Regions from separate parts of the Mus musculus genome. Here all the other regions are linked to region 1. A link is a loop called in an ENCODE intact Hi-C map of the cell type or tissue named here. Cell type or tissue: heart. All regions are shown on one strand. Each heading gives the region's core, and the rest is flanking DNA. Links, peaks and the distances in the headings are about the cores only. Region 1 holds the start of Memo1 (mediator of cell motility 1). Region 2 overlaps Xdh (xanthine dehydrogenase). Region 3 holds the start of Slc30a6 (solute carrier family 30 (zinc transporter), member 6). Region 4 holds the start of Xdh (xanthine dehydrogenase).

Region 1 (5,660 bases), core at 1,507-4,006:
GGAGTTGCAGAAGAGAGCATATCCCTGTCTGATTTAATCACCATACTTATTTAATGAGTATCATCTGTGCAATTTTTTTCTCAGATTGTCTTTTACTTTGTTTTTAAAAAGACCTTCAAAATAAACTGTTAAAACACCTTTATTTTATAGTTGTTGTATATGACAAGTATTTTTTTTCCAGGAATTGCTTGTATTTTTGAACGTGGTAACTTGCAGTAGTGACCTAACAGCCACCATGTTCGTTATTTTGCTTAAATGATCTCTTGGATTGAACACACTCTGCCAAGCAGCCCTTTCTTCCTATGTCATATGACAATGTCACAGACAAGCAGACAGACTGGGGAGGTTAAAAGGCTTGCTGAAGACAACACCGCCCGTGGGAATTCAACCCAATTCTCCCAGCGTTCTGATAGCTGAACACCAAACATGCTGGCTATTTAGGATTGTGACATCTCTGCCGGGGGCTGAAGAGGTGACATCCTAGAATATTTGTTGCTTTCAGAGGACCCACTTTTGATACTCAGCACCCCGCATAGTGGCTCACCACTGTAACTCCAGTTCCAGGTCATAGGACCACCCCCCCTTCTATGTAATTCATACATAAAAGGAAGCAGGCGGTAGTTTTTTAGTGTATTCCTATTGTTCCCTATGAAGGAACTGAGATAGCTCACCAGCTCCGAGAAGGTTGTGATGAGAGCTAGGGAACACTCTCACTAGGACAGTTAGCTGTTCTCTAGGGGCGCCGTTTCCCCTTGGGTGATGTATGGGCAGTAGTGAGGTAGGATTCTGCTGCCGTCAGGATGTCTGCTGGGGTCATTAGACAGTCCATGTGCCTATTGTCACCTCTTAGTCATCCAGTTCAAACTAAAAGAAGCACTAAAGTTGAGAACCCTACACTGGAAGCATACTAATCTTTTCTTCAAGTTAAAAGCCCTTGCAAAGGTTATGTTAAGATACATTTTGTAATTCTTAATGGCCAGGGGTGATGGTGCATACTCTCTTAATCCCAGCACTAGGAGGCATAGGTAGGTGGATCTTTGAGTTCAAGGACAAGAGCTATATCACTTTTTGGGGAGTGGGGTGGGGTAGGGAGCATGGTCTTTACATAGCCCTGGCTGTCCTGTAGAGCAGGTTAGCCTCAAACTCAGATCCTCCTGCCTCTGCCACCTGATATGCTGGGATTAAAGGTATATGCCACCAGTTCCTGCTCAAAACCAATTTTTAGTGTAGGAAATTGTTTTACTATAGTATATCTTTTTTTTCTTTTTCTTTTTAATACAGAGACAGGATTTCTCTGTATAGCCCTCGCTGTCCTGGAACTCACTTTGTAGACCAGGCTGGCCTCAAACTCAGAAATCTGCCTGCCTCTGCCTCCTGAGCGCCGGGATTAAAGGCGTGCGCCACCATGCCCGGCTCGAAGTGATGCTATAGTATATCTGCGTATCCAGGGCCTGGAGAGATGGCTCAGCAGTTAAGAGCATTGGCTGTTAGTACAGAGGACCAGGGTTTGAATCCCAGCATGCACATGGGATCTGAAACTTCTGGCAACCATATCCCATCTACGTGACTACAAACACACCTGCATGATTAAAAATAAGTCTGATGGGTCGGGGAGATGGCGCAGTCTGTAAACTGCTTGCTGTGGAAGTATGAAGACCTGAACTGGGGTTCCAGTATCCATATAAATCCTTGCGGAAGCATGGCGGTGTTTCCCATAATCCTCATGCCAACTAGATAAGAAGACTCCCAGAGCTTCACCTGGACAATCGAGTGTAACTAGTAAGCTCTAATTGGAGTTAGAGACCTTAAAGTGGAGAAGTAGATGTGTAGCGATGAATGCCTTTAATCCAGCATTTGGAAGGCAGATGCAGGTGGATTTCAGAGTCCAGAGCATCCAGGGCTATAAAGATGCCATCTTTATTAAAACAAGTCAAATACAAGTCAGAATGATGGGCACTGTTGCTGTGTCTAGTTTACTACAACAAAGTTTGGATATTCTGTTTTGGAAACTATATGCACTAACGTTAGGTTCTGGGACTTCTTTGTTTTTTCTATTCTGTGTGTCATAAGGACTATTAATTTTTTTCCTTGCCCTTACTATGAATAACATTTATGGATTGTCAAACACAAGTTACTAGAATATATAACAGATTGTCAATAATAAAATGCATATAGAATTGCTAATAGACTGAAGCTAGTCGTTAGGGGAGGTGGTTGTGAATAGGTTCGACTGACTTCTTTCAAGAAGCTGGAGCTGGGTGTGCTTGCACTCCAGTGCTAGGGAGGCAGAGACAAGTGGGTTCCCAGCAAGTTCAAGGCCAGCTTGGTCTGCATACTCAGTCCTAGGCCAGAACCTGTGTCAAAAGAGCGGCTGCGGTGGTGCCTGCCTTCAATCCTAGCACTCCAGAGGCAGGTGGATCTCTTTGAGGACAGCCAGGTTTACATTGGGTGTTCCATGCAGGCCAGTCAGTTACATAATGAAGCTTTGTCTTAGAAAAAAAAGCCGGGCATGGTGGCGCATGCCTTTAATCCCAGCACTTGGGAGACAGAGGCAGGTGGATTTCTGAGTTCGAGGCCAGCCTGGTCTACAGAGTGAGTTGCAGGACAGCCAGGGCTACACAGAGAAACCCTGTCTCGAAAAACAACAACAACAACAACAAAACCCAAAAAAACAAAACAAACAAAAAGTCTAAGCATTCTAGAAATCTTTAAAAACAATTATAATTTGGTGAGATGGCTCAGCGGTTAAGAGCGCTGACTGCTCTTCCAAAGGTCCTGAGTTCAAATCCCAGAAACCACATGGTGGTTCACAACCACCCGTAATGAAATCTAATGCTCTCTTCTGGAGTGTCTGAAGACAGCTACAGTGTACTTACATATAATAAATAAATAAATATTAAAAAAAACAATTATAATTTGTGTGTGTGTGTGGAGTATGTGCATGTAATCGTAGGTGCCTGTGGAGGCCAGAAGAGGGCGTTAGAGCCCCTGGAACTGGACTTGCTTGGGCGCTACCCAATGTGATGCTGACTCAACTTAGGTCCTTTGTAAGAGCAGTGCTTATTTTTTTTTTTTATTTATTTATTTTTTTAACCACTGAGCCATTTCTCTGGCGCAAGAAGTTGTATTTTATTCATTAGGGTCTTTGCTAAGTTTGGTAAGCAACACAAACTCTTGGGAGAAAGCGGCAATTTACCTTTTTCTTGCCATTGAAATTAACTGTAGAGCTTTTCTCATAACACTTGAGAACTTGGCAAAAACCCCAACCAAACAAAAAGTATACTGTTACAGCATTAAGGAACGCCGAACTTGGTTAGGCAGCTAGACATCTACTTTGGACTTCTCCAGGATCTAGTTTAATGTGAAACTAAGATATACCCGGTGTATGATTTCTTTCCCAAATACTTTCTGGGAGTTGGGGAACTGTTACACTTCCTGGGTTTTGGAATCCAGCACTTCAAAGCCAAACAAACCACTTCCTTTGTGATTCTACCCAACTGGTAAAGGAATTCTTTTGCTGCGTGGAATACTTACGTGGAATACTGGGATTTTATAAGTGAAGGGTGACATTTGTAGTATTCCTTACCCCGTCTGGTTCCTCATACGCATTAACTCATAATCCTTGGTACCCCTCCCTCACGAACGTCACCCCCATTTAACACAGTAGGAAATAACTGAGACAATCTTTGCCACATTGCAGTTATACCTAAAATACAATTAGTAAATTTAACTGTGTCGAAGACATTAGGTCGTAAGGGGCGAGCCTGGGAAGCGAAGGTTACATTTTGACAGGGTCGGTCCTCCACCCCCCCATATTCTCCCATCCCAGTACGCCTCGCAGCGCGATGTCTCTGCCAGCGAAACTTCGCGGCGTGGCCCCAGACTTGCATTCCTGGGCGATACCCCGAGGGTGGGAACCCCACCAAGGACGCCGGGGAAGGGGGAACCCCGACGGGACTCGGCAGGCAGCGATCGCGTGTGTGTTGTGTGTGCTGAGCCAGCGGCGCACGGGGACAAGCCAGGCGGCTGGGGGGGGGGGGGGGGGAAGGGGCTCACCCCGCCTCGCGGCTGCGTCCTGCGCCCCGCGCCCTGCCCCCAGCCTCTGCTGGCGCTAAACCCCGGAGAGCGGAGCGTGCACGCTGAGCCTCCTCGGCGGGCCCGGCCGCGGCGCTGGGCATGCTCAGTGGGCCGGCCCCGGTAGAGCGGCGAGTAAGGACGCGTGGGCTCCCCAGGCTCTGCCTTTCCCGGGTTCAGGCCCCGGCCCCGGGCTGTGTGTGTGTGTGTTGGGGGGGAGGTGGCACCGATCGCCGCCGCCCTCCGGCTCGCGGCCTCCCGACCCGGGATGGCGCGGGGCCGGTCCCGCTTCCGCCGTTGAGCGCGCGGCACGGCGGGCGGAGGCGCGGGGCGGGGCGGGGCCGGCGGGCGCGCGGCGGGAGGGAGGCCTCGGTGGTGGGGGCGGGGCGGGGCGGGGCGGTGGGGAAGGGCGCGGAGTCACGGGGGTGGGGTCAGCGGGAGGCTCGGCAGGCCGCGCGCGGCGTGGCCGGGGGGCGGCTCGCGGAAGCAGCTCGGGCAGGGGTAGGGGCGGCGGCGGCGGCGGCGACTCCGCGGCCGCGCGGCTAGGGTAAAGCCGCCGTGGGCCCCATCTTCCGGCGGCCGGCGGAGTTTGTGGTGATTGTTGCCGCCCTCCGCCCTGGCTGCCATCTCCTCCTCTTCCTCCTCCTCCTCCTCCTCCTCCTGGGCCGGGCTGGTCCCCTCCCCGCGGCCGCCTCCTCCTGGGCTGGGCCCGCGGCGTCTCGTCCCCTCGCGGAGCCGCCGCCGCCGCCGCCTCCTCATTCATCCTCGTGCACCATAGGCGGCACAGGCACCAAGATGTCCAACCGAGTGGTCTGCCGGGAAGCCAGCCACGCCGGGAGCTGGTACACCGCCTCAGGTAAGGGCGCCAGGCCGCCGGGGTGGTCGAGCTGGGCAGCCGGGGCCCGGCGGGCGGGGACTCGGGCGGCGGGCGGAGGGCGCTGACCGCGTGCCGAGGGATCGGGGCCGGGCCGCGCCGCCTCCCCCACCCGGCGCTCGGGCAGGCGGCCTGGCGCCCGCGGAGTTGGGCGAGGAGTTGCCGGCCGGCCCCGGCCAGGGCGAGCGCGGGCTCCGCGGCTCCGCGGACGGCCTCTGCGGTGGGGAAGGACGAGTTGGCGCGGTCCTCGTTGCCAGAGGCTGGCCGAGGGGACCGCAGTTTTTGCTCCCACCCTTGGGGCACCCAGCGCCCCTGGAAGGAGTGACAGGCAGTACTTTTTCTACCCTATCTCTCGTGTTGCTACTCTTGGTCTCTCTCGCTTGGAAGATCTGTCAGACCTGGGCCTCTCGGGGGGATTTGTCGCTTTGTACGTGGAGATTCGGGCAGAGCTGCTGCCAGGCAGGGGCTCTGGGTGGCCTCCAAGGTCTTTTGTCAGTGTTTGCATTGTTACTGTCATTTAGGGGCAGCTGGAGATGGCATCAGCACTTTTCCTGAGCAACCTCTTTGGTATCCTGTGTTCAGCACCGAGCCGGGGCTGGACGACCTGCCTAGTTTAGCTTACGTTTTGAGAGAATTTTGTCTGCACTGTCTTCAAAAAACCATGTGTAGTTCTTTGGGTGAGAAAGGGTAGGGCCGTTTCCCTCCAGTACAA
Region 2 (5,660 bases), core at 1,988-4,487, 360 kb after region 1:
TCTATCTCTTGCATTGACTACAAGCTTTTCCAGGGTAGGGATTTCATGTTATTTAGCCTCACTTCCTCAGCCCCTAGCACAGAGCTGGCATATTTTAAAGAAACTTATGTTGTTTATTTTCATGAAAGAGTGATAACTAAGGGAGAGATACAGGGAAGGGGCTAGAGTTTCATCTCTACTTTTACCCCAGGGAAATGGAGGGATAGAAGGGATGAAAGCAAAAATTATGCTCTAATGCTGAGGACCAGGGAAGGGTCCTGCAGAGAGAGGAGGAGCATGCTTCGAGGTTATAGCCTGCTGGAAAGTTCCTTTCAATGCCCTTTAGAGTTGGGATAAGAGATTGCTTAGAGTACTCTATTTTCCTTTGCTCCAGTTTGAGGCTGGTGTGATTGTAGCTTGCCCACGGAGACTCTAATGAGGCTCAGTCGCAGTTGGAATAGAACCCCCTTTTTTCCTGGCTCAGAGTTTTATATGGAGAGGCAAAGATAACAATAGCAGACACAAACCTAGCACAGAGCAGAGAGACATTCAGAAAGCGCCCAAGTCCTATGAGGCAGTCCCTGCACTGCTCTGATGACCTCAATGGCAATGAAATGGCCTTAATCTGTGGTTCTAGTCATTTTTCCGTCAATGCCTGCTTGACCCCCATCTGCTCCTTGCATCATGTTGCTGTGACAACTGTGGAAGGCATAGGAAACACCAAGAAGCTGCATCCTGTCCAGGTGAGTGGAGTGGTAAACGTGAGGCCAGCACGTTTTACAGGGGAACTTGCACCAAGGCTGCACCTTTGTTAGGAGAAACTTCACAGCCCAAGGAAAAGAAGTTGTTCCAGGGCCCCCTGTGAATGTTTTCTAGATGAACAAGGTAGAGAGAGCAGGTACTCATACCCAAAGCTCCCCCATCCATAGGGACAGGATGATCTAATACTGCATGATGTCCCCTCCCCCCGCCCCCCTCCCCGGAACAGCAGCAACAGCAACAACTCAGCTAAATCTAATATCCAGGGGCATCCTTACCTCAGACCTGGGAAAGCAGGGAAGGACATCTTGTTCTTGAGTATGCTTTGACAAATGACAGTCCTCCAATTCCAGATTTCCATGACTCCTATAATTCCAGTTGTACCACACATCCTCCACTCTTCGAACAATATCAATGTTGAATTACTTTCTTTACACATTGCTTCTGCAACATTCCTGTCAGAAGCAACTGGAGATAAGTAGTCAGGGCCAGCTACCATTGTACCAGCCTCAAAACGGGAACAAAGGAAAACGGGCTACTTTAATATTTACAGTCATAAGGAAGAACTTATTTTAACTCACAGTTTGAGGGTACTCGTTACCATGGTAGGGATGTCATAGTGATCAGAGCTTGAGGCTTCTGGGCACATTGCATCCACAGTTAGGAAGCAGAGAGCAGTGGAATGCTCATATCTGGCTAGCTGTTTTTCTTTTATTCAGTCCTGGATTCAGCCATTTCTCCCACCTTGACTAATCTAGATAAACACTCATGGCTTTGACCAGAGGCAAACTTAATCTAGATAATTCCTCGAGGGACACACCCAGAGGCTTGTTTCCTAAATTACATATCCTATAAAGTTATCAATCAATATTAAATGCCACGCATATGGACTGTCAGACCTTTACTCTCTGGAGAATGAAGATAAGTTAATAGCTAGGGGCTGTATGACTCAGTTGACGAGATTGCTTTCCTAGCACGCATGCAGCTCTGAATTAGATCCCAAGCACCATAGAAACGGGGTACACTGCCTGCTTGAAATTGTAGCCCTTGGAAGGATGCAGGAGAATCAAAAGTTCAAGGTTATTCACAACCTCAGCAACTTCAAGGGCCAAACAAACATACCCATAAATACCTCACTGGGGGTTTTCTCCCTTGTGGAACTAGACCTTGGCATTGGATTGAAGTCAGGAACCATGAGGGGGACCATATTGCAAATCTGGGGGTTTGGAGGGAGAAGTTGGATGCTCTTAGCCCAAACTGAAACAGGTGGAGGCAGAGAACAGCCCCACCCTGGGATAACTGAGGCGCGAGTTCTTTGAAAAATTGCAATCAGAGACGGTTCCAGAGTTAAACCCAGGTCTGAATCCTCTCTTGACCATTTGAAGAGACACGTCTTTCAGGGGGTGACACTTCCTTTGTCTCCAGGCACTAGGGCCTCCGGATGATCAAACAGGTTCTGTTCCACAGGAGGAGCATATGATCCAGTCTGTGGTGTCAGAGCAGGGCGAGAGTGCTGTTGCTTCATCTCTGTTTCTTAGGCAGGAAAAGGGTACACCTCTAAACCTGCCCAACCTGCGAGAAGTGTGAGCTTAATTTGAGCCTGTTGTTTCCTCGGTAGCCAAATGCAGGGGTAGTTTGAACACAGGATTTGTATCCGCCCTCCCAACAACATGAACTCTTACTCTCGGTGTTCTTATTTTATCTCCATATAAGCAGCAGGGTTGATTGTATTCCTAGTGCATTTGATTTTCTTGTTTTCTGGCTTTCCCATGTTTTCATCTCTTACTCTCATTGGCATCATGTGTTGACTCGTTGGCTCCCCACAGACTGCCACAGTATCCAGGTTCTGGCCTCAGCCCTGCCCTTCTCCATTCTTACAATCTCATGGCAGGTACGTTGGAACATCCACTACCTGCAAATGGTACACACTTGCACTTTCAACTTTGACCTCTCCTCAGAAGTTACTCGTTTGCAATTGCCTACTTGATACCACAGCACAAATGTCTAATCTCAGCTGTAGGAAAAACCCATTTTGTCCATAACATCTTCCTTCCTGGGTATTGCTCTATTTAAGCCAATGGCAAAGCAGTCCATTCTTACTTTCCAAGGATCCAGGAGTAATCTTTGATCCCCTCACATACTACACCCTATCCATCCAGAAGTGTGATCCACTCTCTAAACCATCTATGATAGCTCCCCCATCTGTTTAACTCTCACTACTTTGATCCATGTCATTATCTCTTTTTAGCTGGCTATACTATATTCCGAAGACCCATTTCTGTGTTTGTTTTTAGAATGCAATTTCCACCCAGCAGCCCAAAGTGATTTATTTTTTTAAAGCCATGAATCACATCACTGCTGGCTGAAATCTCCTAAGGCTGCCCATCACACAGAGAAGGTTCTGTAGCTTGCCCCAGCTTGTGAGGAGCTGCTTTCCCACCCAAAGTGTTTAGCGTCAGCAGGTTCCGCCCATATTCTCTCAGCTGCTCTGGCACGCCAAGCTCGTGCTGTATCAAGCATTCTTGCTGACAGTTCTCTTTTCTTGATCCTAACTGCGATATTGAAACCAGCCTCGAGATCCTTTCTAGAGTGGTTCAGTCACTCTGGATCATGTAATTGTGCAAATCTTCTGCACAGCGCTGGCCACCACATGGAATTTTTCTTATTCCATTTTTATCAAAATTGCACTATTACAGTCCAGGCTTCATGGAATTTCTCCCCATCTCTCTTCTCTGTTTATATAACCTTTCATGCCTACTGCATACTAGGTTCTTGATCCATGTTCACAAAATGAATGGGTAGACTACAGATACAGATGTTATAACGTCCTGTCAGTTTTACTCAAGTACCGAGAAAGATTCCCAAGAGACAGAAAAAGGAGAAAGCCATGTAGATGAGGAACAGGAACTGGAAGTAAAACCCACCAGCTTTGGTGGGAGTTTTGTGACATTCTATGCATATAGTAAACTCAGCTTAGCGCCTGGTCCAGTTCTCATGTCCTCCCTGTGCTCCGAGGGTACCTTCACTTAACAATCCAGGAATGCAGTGGTGGGTTTGAATAGGGCACACTCTGTGGTCCTTCAGGAGTGGTGCTTGAATTTCACTGCAGGCTCATGTAGTCAAAAGAACGCAGCACAGTGTTTCTATTTAAGATACTTGAACCGGGGTAAATTCCTAAACTCTCTGTGCTAGAACTAACAGTATTCTCTAAAGGACTTGTCCACTAATGGCTAACATTGATGGATGCCTACAGAATGCCAGGGACAACACCAGGAGTTTGAGGCTGTCCTGGTGGCTGTAAACCAAGCTGTTCAGGAGACTAGGATAGAAGGAAATCAAGTTCGAGGCCTGCCTGTACTACACAATGAGACATCATCATAAACAAACAAACAAACAAACATACATACAAACAGTAGAAAAAGGTCTACAGATATTCAATAATAGAGTCCCTGCCTAGTATGTTCAGGGCCCTAGCGTTATTCGATAACAAACAAATAGAAAGAAATAAGGAGGGGATAAAGAAGAGAAAAAAATAGAGTTTTATATGAATGACTTTAAAAAAAAATCCATAGCTGTAATTAGTGGGATGGTCTCCGTCATGAAGATGAGGAATCTGTGCCACCTCAGATGGGCTCAGTGGCCTGATGGAGACCCTCACAGCTTTAAGCAAATATGAAGGAGCTGGGGAGGTGGGGTTTCTGCCAACATGAGCATGTGTTATCTGTCTTTTTTTTTTTTTAGGAGAGAATTGCCAAAAGCCATGGTTCCCAGTGTGGGTTCTGTACCCCTGGTATTGTCATGAGTATGTACACACTGCTCCGAAACAAGCCTGAGCCTACTGTCGAGGAGATCGAGAATGCCTTCCAAGGTGTGGACCTTTAGGCGCAGCCCAGGGAGTGGGATGGCACATGGGTCCTGAACAGGTCAAGACAATGACAGTCAAGAATGGGCTGGGAATGCCAGGTGTTGCTCTTCTGAGAGCTCTGGCTATAAAACATGGTAGCCAAGATCTGCTGGGAAGTTCACCTTCTTCTGGTTGACCAGGTTGGTCCCTGCTTCCTGGGATGTCTAGATCCTACCCTTCATGGGGCAACCTTGTCCCAAGACAACCACTGACATTTGAGAAGCTGTCTAGAGCAGTGCTTGTCAACCTTCCTAATATTACGACCCTTGAGTACAGTTCCTCATGCTGTGGTGACTCTCTACTATTTACTATATATACTTTCATTACTATTTCAAAACTGTAAAGTTGCTACTGTTATGAATCATGATGTAAATGGATTTGGAGACAGACTGTTGCCAACGAGGTTGTGACCCACAGGTTGAGAGCTGTTGGCCTCGGATTCTTTCACTTGACTTCCATCAGAACAAGCTTGACCAGGGTGATTGCTGCTCAGGAGGAAGAGAGACTAGATGCTGAGTCATAGCAGATGCTCACTTCCCGATTCATCTCCTGTGACTGGATTATAGCTCTCTATCTAGGGAATTAAATCCAGAAAGTTTCCCACCCATTCAATATCTCAGCCGATTTTTGAGCCCTATGCTTTGTACTATCTGAAGTGTGAAGGACACAGGATAAAAGATAGGAGTCCCTTCCTCCAGAGACTCCCACTCTGAAGAGGGAGCATGACTGGTAATATAGTTTGAGAAGCTCAGTGAGAAGGTGATCAGACACTCTGAAAGGGTCAGGGTGGGCTTGCTCTAGGCATTGTGGGAAGGCACCGGGATGGGTGTTTTAGAGACAGAAATGTAAGCAGGAGCAGGGCCTCATAGGCAGCAGACATAGGAGGTCGAAGGTCAAGCACATGCAGCAAAGTCATAAGTCCTCATCCCCTGGAAGGGACGTTAACTTTACAGCTTTCCCCTTGGCCTGCAGGAAACCTCTGCCGCTGTACAGGCTATAGACCCATCCTCCAGGGATT
Region 3 (5,660 bases), core at 2,138-4,637, 99 kb before region 1:
GGGCCGGAGCACGCAGGGACTGAGTGAGTGGAGTTGACCAGAGAGAGAGAGGGGTCAACAGGAGTGAGCAAAGGTCCTAAAAATTCAATTTCTAACAACCACATGAAGGGCTCATAACCATCTGTACAGCTACAGTGTACTCACATTCATAAAAATAAATAAATAAATAAATAAATCTTTAAATAAATAAATAAATATGTGAAGGTTGACTGAGGAAGATCCCAAATGTCCATCACTGACACACACACACCACATACACATGATAAGGTGGACAATGAATGAAGACACCTAGCACTGACCTCTGTCCTTAACATGTGTCCAGGTACCCATAACGTGTGCATACAGAGAATGAATGAGAACGGGAGAGAATGTCTGCGCAAGTTTCACAGGACTATTTCATGTTTCACCTTTGACATGCAGTCTTCTTATATTCCAAACTACAGTGCTTTTGTGTTGTTGCTTTCGCAGTTAACCACAGGACGGCCACCATCCTGTCACCATGTATCAGAAGCCAATCTTTAGTAACTCTACTGATGCGGATCGTTCTATTTCTTGCCATTTTCTCAGAAAGCACTGTGTTTTACACAGAATTGTCTTCATTACAATGTGCAAGTCACAAAGCCATTCCCCTTATAAACCTGAAAACAGATCTTAGCAGATGATACAAGTATATGGCCTTTGGTTTGGTCCGCAGGACATTCTTGCAAATCTACATATGTATACCTACCTCATATATTATTTCACTCCGTGACTAATGTTCTCACCATAAAAATCTAGGGCCTCCCTTTGTTGACTGTTTTATTTTCATTTTTTTAATACTTTTTATTAGGTATTTTCCTCATTTACATTTCCAATGCTATCCCAAAAGTCCCCCATACCCTCCCCCCCACTCCCCTACCCACCCATTCCCACTTTTTGGCCCTGGCGTTCCCCTGTACTGGGGCATATAAAGTTTGCAAGTCCAATGGGCCTCTCTTTCCAGTGATGGCCGACTAGGCCATCTTTTGATACATATGCAGCTAGAGTCAAGAGCTCCGGGGTACTGGTTAGTTCATAATGTTGTTCCACCTATAGGGTTGCAGATCCCTTTAGCTCCTTGGGTACTTTCTCTAGCTCCTCCATTGGGGGCCCTGCGATCCATCCAATAGCTGACTGTGAGCATCCACTTCTGTGTTTGCTAGGCACAAGAGACAGCTATATCTGGGTCCTTTCAGGAAAATCTTGCTAGTGTATGCAATGGTGTCAGCGTTTGGATGCTGATTATGGGATGGAACCCTGGATATGGCAGGCTCTAGATGGTCCATCCTTTTGACACAGCTCCAAACTTTGTCTCTGTAACCTCCTTCCAATTGGAAAAGATGAAGTCAAAATATCACTTTTTGCAGATGATATGTTAGTATATATGTGTTGACTGTTTTATAAAACAGATATTTATAAGTATAAAATTGTTTTTCCCCCTCCCCCACATTCCACTGTGGGGGGGAGGATTTGGCTGTAGGTTCAAGTCTCAGAAAGGCAAAAATTAAAGATTCCTAGAACTTACTGGCCAGCCAGTCTAGAATAGACAAGCGCCAAGATCATGTCTCAAAGACCATGTCTCAAAATAACTGGGGGAAACAAAAAAAGGGAACACAGCTAAGGAGGCATCCTGACACCCACATCTGGCCTCCACCAATAATACTGGCAGATGGAATAGCATATGCAAATTAGATACAAAGGTCCAATTCAAACAACACAGTTTGCAAGCTGTTCACTGTTGCTACAACGTGTATATTGTATATGTTTATTTCTTTAAAGTTGGAATAACTGAAGGTTGTCTGGTCACTGTTCATTTTACACACACACACACACACACACACACACACTTTTATTTTTGAGACAGGGTTTCTCTGTATAGCTCTGGCTGCCCTGGAATTCACTCTACAGACCAGGCTGGCCTCAAACTCAGGATCCACCTGCCTCTGCTTCCAGAATGCTGGGTTAAAGACGTGCACCACAACTGGTTTATCCTATCCATTTTCTGTACCCAAAGGATTACTGAAATTTTATGAAAATACTGTGTGTGATTTTCCCCCTATCAAGGGCTAGAACTATGATTCACAAATCAAGAGTATTCACTGCTCTTACAAAGGACACAAGTTCAGTTCCCTGTGCCCACACGGCACTCACAGTTGTCTGTAACTCCACTCCCAGGAGATTCAACACCCTCATTTTACTTCCCCGGGCACCAGACACGTACTTTGTGCACCAAGAAACAGGCAGACAAACATCCATACACAAAATTTAAAAAAAAAAAAAAATCTGGGAACCAGAGAGATGGCTCAGTACTTGAGAACACAGGCTGTTCTTCCAGAGGACCTAAGCTTGACTCCTAGCATCCACATCTGCTCACAGCTCCCTGTAACTCCAGCTCCAGGGATCTAATGTCTCTGGCTTTCTCCCACAGCTGCACCCACGTGCACATAACCACACAATTTAAAAGAATACGGTGAATTCTTTTACAGATCTTCATTAGACATTTTAATATATAATATTTTAATGTTTTGGTTTTTCGTTTTTTTCGAGACAGGGTTTCTCTGTATAGCCCTGGCTGTCCTGGAACTCACTTTGTAGACCAGGCTGGCCTCCAAAGAAGGAAACTTTATGGTGGCAACAGTAAGAACACAAATATGTCATTGTCGTATGTAAGTTACCAGTAAGGGCTCAATGAGTTTTTGTGATCGTTTCAAAGGGCGGTCAGCACTCTGACATCTGAAAACGCAACCACCCGTTCACCTTTACAGAATACTGAGATAATTATGTTTGACTTACGCGTTTTGTTGTTTGGTTTTAGATTATGGGGTTTTTTTGTTTTTTTTTTTCGGGTCAGAGTCTCTATTTAACTCAGGGTGAACTTCGAAGTGCAATCCTCCTGCCTCAGTTTCCTGAGTTGTAGGCCAAAGGCATGTGCCAAAACACTCAGCTTAATAATTAACTCAATAATTTTTAGGAAAAACCTGACATTCCAACAACCATAGCGTATACTAGAACCTTTCCCGAGCTGCTCCACTAACCCTTTCTGTAGCCGCTGCTCAGTGCCGAGCTATTCAAACACTGAAAAGCAAACGAGTGAACACGCCCTAGAAAGCCCCACGCAAGCCTCAAGTCGCTGATGGCGTTCACTTGTTCTCAGAGGAAGCTTTAATTTTAACATTAGGCAAATCTGGCATTTCCCAGCTGTAGAGGCACAGAGCAGGAACCCTTCAAGAACCCGAGCGCTGGGAACCCCAGCGCAGGCCCGACCACGCGGTTCCGAGCAGCTGCGGTACAGCAGGGCGCTCGAGCGAGGAAGCAGGAGGGAAACATCCCGCAAGAATCCCGCACACCCCACGGCCAACTCACCATGGTAAGGAGCCGTACAGCTCCCGCCGGAAGACGCTCTGAGAAGTCGCATTTCTCAAGCGGAAGGGGCGGGCCTTCAGAATCCGATTGGTTGCAGGGCGAGGGGGCGGGACTGCGCATGTACCCTAGGTCGCCGTCTTTTTGTTCTCCGCCGCCTGGGAAGTGGGCGGATTAGAGCTGCTCTGGGCGGGGCTGCTCGCCCAGGGAAAGGGTGGGCATTTATCACCTTGGGAGGAACTTTGAGGTCTGTTCAAAGTCTTCTACCAGAGTGTGAGTTTATTACAGTTTATACTCCTGTTTTAAAAATGAAGAAGCAGGAACATTAAGAAATGTCACAGTAAGGCCGGGCAAGTCTCGCTGATTTCGAGGTCAGGCTCCTCGAGGTAGACTCAGCCTATGTTAAAAATACATTTATCAAATTCCCAACTGTTTCATTAAAAATAATGTCGCAGAAAACGCTTGGCTTAAGAACACAAGGATTCGAGTTAAATCACAAGAACCTACGCCGTCACGATGGCCACACCTGTTTGATCTCAGCACTCAGGAAAGCAGAGGCAGGCATATCCTTAGTGACTCGATTTCAAAAACCCAGGTGAACGTCAACCTTAAGTATAAGGTTGTTCTCTGGCCTCCACGAGCACTTTACTGGTGCACGTCACCGGTCAGGGTGCAGCATCGCCTGCGTACTATTCTAACGCTGGAGGCTGAGGCAGGAAGACTACACTACACAGCAAAACTGTCTCAAAACCAAAACGAACGAGTGAGTGAGTGAGTGAGTGAGTGAGTGAGTGAGTGAATGAATGAATGAATGAATGAATGAAAAGAGGTGATGGCTTTTCCTGACTCCAGTCATCCAAGTGGCTACTGCAGTTTAAGAGGATCTGACACCACCACCAGGTGGTAGAGCCCTTAGGCATGACACACAAGGGTTCAATTGCCTAAACTGGGTGCAAACCTGTAACCCTATAGATTTGGTAGCTGAGGTAGAAATATTCAGTTCAAGCATACTTGGGGTTTAGAGTAGGTCACTGTCAGCCTCCCCAGTTAGTGAGAGCATCTCAAATTTAAGGAAAAAATAAGCACTTGTAGCTGGAGTCCACTGTTTTGTATATGGTGCCTGTCTTGGGAAGCTGTGGCAGGACACTGAATTCAAGTCACACTTCACTACGTAAAGTACCAAAAAGACAGAACAATAAGAGAGGGATTTCTTAGGGAGAATACTTTCGGGGGTGGGGGGTGGGGGAGAAGGAAGGGTGAGACAAGGACTAAAATTTATTATATACCAGGAAACTGTCCAAGAATAAAATATTTTTAAAAATCTGAAGCATGCCTTAAGTCTTATATGTTTCATAAGCTAGTGTGGAACTCAGAATAGCTGACTTTGAACTGAAAATACTTGGCTTTATCCCATAACAGAGTTTTAAATCTCTACAGTTTCTTTCTTGCACAGTCATTGTAGCCTATAAAGATTGTATTTGCAGATCTTATCTTCTAGGCACTGATCTTAGTGAAATTGTATCCTAGTAAGAGACACATGCAAGAAGAAAAAAAATTCAGTTATTTGTAAGTAGAATGTCAAAACTAAGGTAATGTGCTAGGTATGGTGGATCATGCCTTTAGTCCTAGTAGCTAGAGGCAGAGGCAAGCAGAATTCTGTGAGGTCCAGGCCAGCCAGAACTTCACAGTGATACCCTGTTTTTTAAAAAGAAGTGGGGGGAGTTATGTTATAAATATTGACAGGGTAGATAATTCATAGTGGTCAGAGTTTTGTAAAAATATTTTATTTGTGTGTTCAGGTGTCTGAAGCGGCCGGAAGATGGCATTAGAATGCCTTGGAGCTGAAGTTAAAAGGCTTTTGTAAATCACCAAATATGGGTGCTGGGATTCAAACTCAGTCCTCAGGATTGAGCAGGAAACACTCTTACCCACGGAGTCATCTCTCCAGTCCCTCAGAAAAGCTTCTACAAGGTGAGCGTCATTTCTGAGTTATAAGTATTCTTGGAAATACCGCTTTCCAGGCAGAATAAACTAAAGAAAATATCTCATTGGAATGGTGTATTTTGAACTGGTTGGTTACCACATCCCTTTAATCCCAGCACTTGGGAGGCAAAGGCAGGAGGGTTTCTGAGTTTGAGGCAGGCCTGATTTACAAGATTCCAAGGATAGCAAGAGTTACAGGATAGCCAGGGCTATACAGCGAAACCCTATCTCAAAAAAACAAAAACAAAAACAAAAACAAAAAACAAAACAAAAAACCAACAACAACAACAACAAAGAGG
Region 4 (5,660 bases), core at 1,783-4,282, 350 kb after region 1:
CCCCAGCAAGGTACAAATCACATCACATCACCTGAATTTAAAATATAAGCATATACATACTAACAAAAAATGTAAAGAATTAAAAAAACTAAGATATATAGGAAACAAAAAATAAAATAAAAAACATGAATGCAAATGAGCAATGAATGGAAATAAAAATGTTCTCAGTCAACATTTCTTATTGGTTAGGAGAAAGCCGCAACCCCACATCTACAGGTCCATTAGTGCATTGCAACAAGTTCCACCACAGGCTTCCTGTTATCCACATAGCTTCTCTCAGCTGTGGTCAGGGTGGGGAGTGTTGAGAATCTCCCTGCTTCCGGTGACCTTACCACATTTCAGCTATGGCCACAGTTTGTGTGTCTTAGGTTTACTGCTCCTATCCAGTGGCTGCAACCTGCTTACTTCCTGTGGTTCCAAAGGGTCTCTGGCTCCACAAGGTAGCAACAGCCATGGGGTCCAGAGTGATGTGTGGTGCGAACTTCCCAACTTTAGAGTCCTTTTCTCTCTCTCTCTGGAGCTGTGTCTGTGGGCTGCTCTTTCCTTTCGCAGGCAACTCCCCAAGGGCTGAGGTCAGTTCCAGCTAATTTCTCATCTCCTCTTTCAGTTTCGCCTGTTCCAGCACTGCCTCAGTCAGGTTATTTGTGCCTTCAGATTATGGCAGGGGAGGGGTACTGTGGGTGTTACCAACCCCTAGGTTTCACATTCCTATATCCTCCATCCAGCACTCTCTCAACATCTGCTGGGATGGTTTGCCCTCTTTCTTTACTTTTTTTTGGCAGAATTGATTTTACAGAGTAGTTATAGTAAGCCGTGTCTGTGAACGTGGCCACTGGACCCAAGCCAGTGACTTTTGCAAAGGTGATGGAGCTGACACTAAATCCAGCCTTCAGAGTTTTCCCTGGGACTGTGGGGGAAAGGCAGAGCTCATGAAGATGAGTCACTGAACAGAACACCAGTCCATCATAGGAGTGTGAGGAACAGGGAGTTAACAAAACACACCTTAGGTTCAGCCTTAGTCCCTCTCCCCACCCTTTCCCTTCCAGGTCACCACATCTCTGCCTCTACTTGATTGACATGTTAGGTTGGACAACTCTTTATTGTGAAGGATTATCCTGGGCTTGGGATGGTTAGTTCCATTTCCTGGTCTCAGAAGCATCATAATCATCATCATCATCATCATCATCATCATCATCATCATCATCATCATCTTCAACAACAGCCCTACCAGGCATGTCACTAACATCCCCAGACAGCCAAACTGCCCATTTCGTAAGGAATTTGATTCCGGGTAGCAAGTACTGTTTTATGATGACCAGAATATCCTGGACCGAGAAACTTGAAGGGATTTGGTGCATAAGTCTAAGGGTAAACTGGGATATCAATTGACCGACAAATAAGTTCATTCTTGGTTCCGTCAGGGCTGTGCCAGCAAAGGGGCGTTGTGTTGATGATGTGACTGTCCCAGGAGTCCTGTTTCCCAAAATGTTGTTGCTGCACCAGGCTCATCTGACCATGCACTTTTCTTCCTTTTCTGTGGTCTTCCAGGACGATGACACATGTGTCCCTGTAGGTTGGCTGAGTGATTGAGTGACTGCAGGGCTGGGGAAGGACAGAGTGCCTGCTGATGTGAAGATGGGTGGAATGGAGTGGTGGGAGGTGGAGCAAGGAGAGCCCACGAGTGTTGTCTGAGTGGATGCTGTGCATAGGCATTTACACCAGAAGCTAATGGTCCTTGATGGAGCTGGGGGCTCTCAGCTCTATTAACAGACTGTGGTGGGTGTTGTTGTATTAGCTTATTTTATTTACTTGGTGCTTGTAATATGTTTTGGTGTATGAGTTCCTCTGATAATTTGACAAGTTTTGTGAAATTCTGGAACATGATTTGTTATTGGGATTGTTCCTGTGACTGTTCAAAAGTGATTATTTCCATTCTCTGCAAGTTTATAAGGCACGCCCGAGAGACCTTTTGCTTTTCAGCTTTCTGCTTTTGGTGTCATCCTGATGTCCCTTTTCCAGGAAGAAACAGCTGAGTCCTGCAGGCGATAAGTGACAGGCTGTAGTCAAAGGTCAGGGTTTGAGTCTGGACATAAGGGTCTGTGTCTCTGACCTTCACATTCTGCCAGGCCCTGAGAGAGTGAGCTGTGCAGGCCAGTGGCGAGCCTGTGTCAGGGTGAGCCGGTTTGGGAAAATAACAAGTGTGAACGGGAAGAGAGTGAATCAGCCTCAGTGGCTGGCAAACTGCTCCTTCCCTGCTCTTCCTGGTATGGCAAGTGGGAGGAGGATGAAGCAGGTTTCACAAGGGCAGGTGCCCAGAATTCACAGTCATCTGGTGCCAAGATGCAGGCTTCCTTAATCTACGGCTGCACTTTCCTCTGTGCACTTTGACTAGGAGGACAGAGTAGGATCTGTGGATTGGCTGTCTGGTCCTTCCTGGATTGTGCAAACCTGTGACTCTTGCCAAGAGCTGTCCATGCCTGGAGCTGCTTCTTTCTCATTGGCTAACTTTGTTTCATTTTGCTGGGAGGCGTATCTTTCAAGTTGCAGGCAGTGATATCTACAAGCACCTCGCAGCAGCTCGGGGACTCCGGCCGTCACGATGACGAGGACAACGGTAGATGAGTTGGTCTTCTTTGTGAATGGCAAAAAGGTAAGTGGCAGTTGACCTTTGGTTTAGAGATTCTGCTGTCTGAAAGGGGACCTGTGTCACTTCTCTTGTGTGGACACTTTGATGTGTTCTGGTCTCATCTTACCCCTCAAAAGATATTGCTGTAGTTTGGTAACTTTAGAGCAAGATGAACACAGGCAAGACGCTCAGAGGGCAAAGGAGGAAGGGGAGGGAAGAGAGAGGGATGGCCACTCTATGCTAGAGGACACACTGGCTCAGAGGTGGGAAAAGGAACAGAGTCTAGGTGAGAGGAGGAGGCAACAGCACTTCCCTATTTCTGTGTTTCTTCTCTGTTTCTAGTGTTTCAGTGGCTCTCTTTAATACAAACAGCAGGAGGCGGGCACTTTTATGCTAATGCCGGAACATAAAACACACACAGCCACTGGTTCTGATATATGATCCTGTACATAGATTTAACTAGAGCTGATTTACTGTGCGGCAACATATACTGACACCTTGTGGCAAGCCATTATTGTCATTATTTTCATAAAGGACTCCTCCATCACCATCTCTCAGTTCTATATGTAAATATTGCAAACCCCTTAAACGGCACTTGTGAATGTAGGTAAAGTGGTATGGGGTCCACAAAATCCCTGATAGCCTGAGAATCTTTGCAAGGTCAACTCGGTGCAGGGAGAGAAGGAGCAAGCTAAGTGTATTGTTTCTGGCGTTGTTGGCCTCCCTTCAAGGTACTCCCAGCACTGCAGCTCCCCACTTGAGGTCACAGGAGAAGAACCCTCATTTCCCCCACTGTAACTGGCCACATGGACTTCATAAACCATGAGTGGGCCAAAGGCTTCCCCCCCTCCCCAAACAATTTTACTTGTTTTTTTATTTTGACACTTTTGTGTTGATTAAAGAGACTGAGTAATTTCTGAAGAAATTTGCAAGAATGGACATGTGATTTCAAGAATTCCTAAGGGCTTAGACTGCCAGCATCTGCTTGGCTAACTAGCACGCAAACTTTAGGAGTCATTTCAACACCAGTACGGTAAAGCCTGTGGATTCAGTGGGAGTGGCCCCATCCCTGGATCCCTGAATCTCTCTGATATATTGCTTTTGTGTGTGTGTGTGTGTGTGTGTGTTGGGCAAGCTTGGACCAAGACAAGGGCTAGGGTGAAATGCCTAAGCTGATGGTAGTAAGGCTTTTGAACTCAATCTTTTAAATGTCTTTTGTGCCCAATGGTTGCATCACAGAGGTGAGGAAACAGCTGTTAACTTGGCTCCCTGGAAATACTGTGCACACACAGACATCATCATCTTTGGGATGCTCATAAATGAATTTTTCCCAGTGAGCTAGTGGCAGGTTCAAAGTGTTCTGAAGGTCATATCTTGCTCTAAGGTCGGGTGTTGATTTATGTGTGACCCACAGTTCTTCTGGGGGGATAGCTTAGTGTCAGCCTCTGGTTCTAGAAAGGAGTGTTTTTGAGGTGAACTGGCTTGGCTGAAATTGCTTCTCCTTGCATTTTACTAGCACTGGAGAGAAGTGATTTTTAGATTTTTTTAGAGTGTAGCATCACACCAATCCCTTCTATTCCTGGGAGCTTCTGGTCCCGTCAGGTTATCCTGAGGAATAGCCAGCCTGTCATTTAAAAAGGTGTGAGCTCTCCAGAAGGATGAAGAAAGTAAGGGCAATTGGTGAGTAGTAAGAAGCCAGAGCTAGCAGGCAATCTGAGTGAGCACAGGCAGATTGAGTAAGTTCAGATTCATTTCCTTCTTCAAGATGTTCTAGGCATTGGGCCAGAGAGATTGTGCAAAGAAATTACCAAACGAGCGGTAGAAAGATGGCAGCTGGTTCTCCTCAGGGCACCTCTTCCTTTCCTTGTTTTCTACACTGCATGGTTCTGTCTGCACCAGTGGGCTTAGAGAGGGCTCAGGTATGAGACACCAAGTGCCTGTGGAATCTTCTGGGAGTGACCTGGACCTTAGTGACCTGTCCTCTTCTGGAGTCAGTACTAAAGGGAGAGCGTTGCTCAATATTTCACCAGCATTGTGGGTGATGTCCTCTTAAGGGGCCAGGATTCTAGTTTTACTGAGAGGGATGCAAGAGAAATCCCTACAGGAAGAGGACATAGCTGGAGGCATGCAGCTTTATTCTTTCACTGGATAATTATAATTTTAATGTTATAGATTTAATGTATATAGTATGTTATCATCCTTTAGGACTGTCTTCCTTTTTTCTATCCTTCATCCTTCTTTCCTTTCTTCCTTCCTTTTTATTATTTATTTATTTGAGACAGGGTCTTACTATGTAGACCAGGCTGGCCTCGAACTCACAGAGACTGGCCTGCCTCTGAACCTTGAGTGCTGTGACTAACAGCATGCACCACCACAATACAACACAATACCCAACAATCATTTTATTTTTAAAGTTCAAATTTTCAGAGCAATCTACTCACTCATTTTCTTTGAGTTCTATGTATTTATTCTCTCTCTGTCTCTCTCTCTCTGTCTCTGTCTCTCTCTCTCTGTCTCTCTCTGTCTCTGTCTCTCTCTGTGTGTGTATGAGAGAGAGGGGGAGGGAGAGAGAGTGAGAGAAGATATTAATTGAACTCAGCTTAGGTTATCAAGCTTGATGGCAGACACCTTTATCCACTGAGCCATGTTGCTGGCCCATCAAGGCTGGCCCATGTTACTTGCCCTGCAGTGTGTTCCTTTTATATCCCAGGCACCACAATACCTGGCAGAATCAATTAAAGGGAGGAAGGAAGGAAGGAAGGATTTGTTTCGGCTCATGGTTTCACTGGAGTTAGTCCACAAATAGGCCTCGTAACTTGAGCAGACGATTACGGTAAATAGAGGGAAGGGGTCATTATCCACAATATGACAGAAGAGGAGATGGAGAGAAGGAAGTGCCAGAGTTTGGGTATAGCCCCCAAAGCCTCCCCACAACCCCATGACCTACTTTCACCTCAGCTCCTAAAGGTTTTACAACCACCCTGTCAGCTAGGTAGCAAGTGCTGCAAATATGGCCTTGGAGGGAATATTTCAG

Evidence for each region. A loop is a pair of places that touch in the nucleus more often than their neighbours do. Peaks named below come from ENCODE experiments on the same cell type or tissue, not always from the same donor. Only the 100,000 strongest peaks of a DNase experiment are listed, where the experiment ranks them.
Region 2: it touches region 1 in a loop (1.8-fold over the local background); 2 of 42 quality-filtered maps call a loop at or near these places.
Region 3: it touches region 1 in a loop (2.1-fold over the local background); 2 of 42 quality-filtered maps call a loop at or near these places.
Region 4: it touches region 1 in a loop (2.0-fold over the local background); 4 of 42 quality-filtered maps call a loop at or near these places.

Annotation. Positions count from the first base shown.
Region 1 is chr17:74,293,962-74,299,621 of GRCm38, reverse strand. Memo1 (mediator of cell motility 1) reads left to right here and starts at 4,759. Exons shown (of 9, transcript NM_133771.2): 1 at 4,759-4,930. The coding sequence starts at 4,870. It overlaps Dpy30 (dpy-30, histone methyltransferase complex regulatory subunit), which reads left to right. Exons shown (of 5, transcript NM_001146223.1): 5 at 1-148. In heart, for the core only: a CTCF peak has its summit at 2,966 (motif pointing right); a DNase peak (open chromatin) is centred at 2,961; H3K4me3 peaks cover 988 bases; H3K27ac peaks cover 967 bases.
Region 2 is chr17:73,934,818-73,940,477 of GRCm38, reverse strand. It overlaps Xdh (xanthine dehydrogenase), which reads left to right. Exons shown (of 36, transcript NM_011723.3): 4 at 617-722; 5 at 4,480-4,606; 6 at 5,615-5,660. Among named protein-coding and RNA genes, the nearest start is that of Xdh, 13 kb to the left of the region's middle. In heart, for the core only: no CTCF peak of the experiment used is centred there; a DNase peak (open chromatin) is centred at 3,207; H3K27me3 peaks cover 568 bases.
Region 3 is chr17:74,393,390-74,399,049 of GRCm38, reverse strand. Slc30a6 (solute carrier family 30 (zinc transporter), member 6) reads right to left here and starts at 3,442. Exons shown (of 14, transcript NM_144798.6): 1 at 3,382-3,442. The coding sequence starts at 3,384. In heart, for the core only: no CTCF peak of the experiment used is centred there; a DNase peak (open chromatin) is centred at 3,489; H3K4me3 peaks cover 2,043 bases; H3K27ac peaks cover 1,548 bases.
Region 4 is chr17:73,947,068-73,952,727 of GRCm38, reverse strand. It overlaps Xdh (xanthine dehydrogenase), which reads left to right and starts at 2,532. Exons shown (of 36, transcript NM_011723.3): 1 at 2,532-2,650. The coding sequence starts at 2,600. In heart, for the core only: a CTCF peak has its summit at 3,114 (motif pointing left); a DNase peak (open chromatin) is centred at 2,467.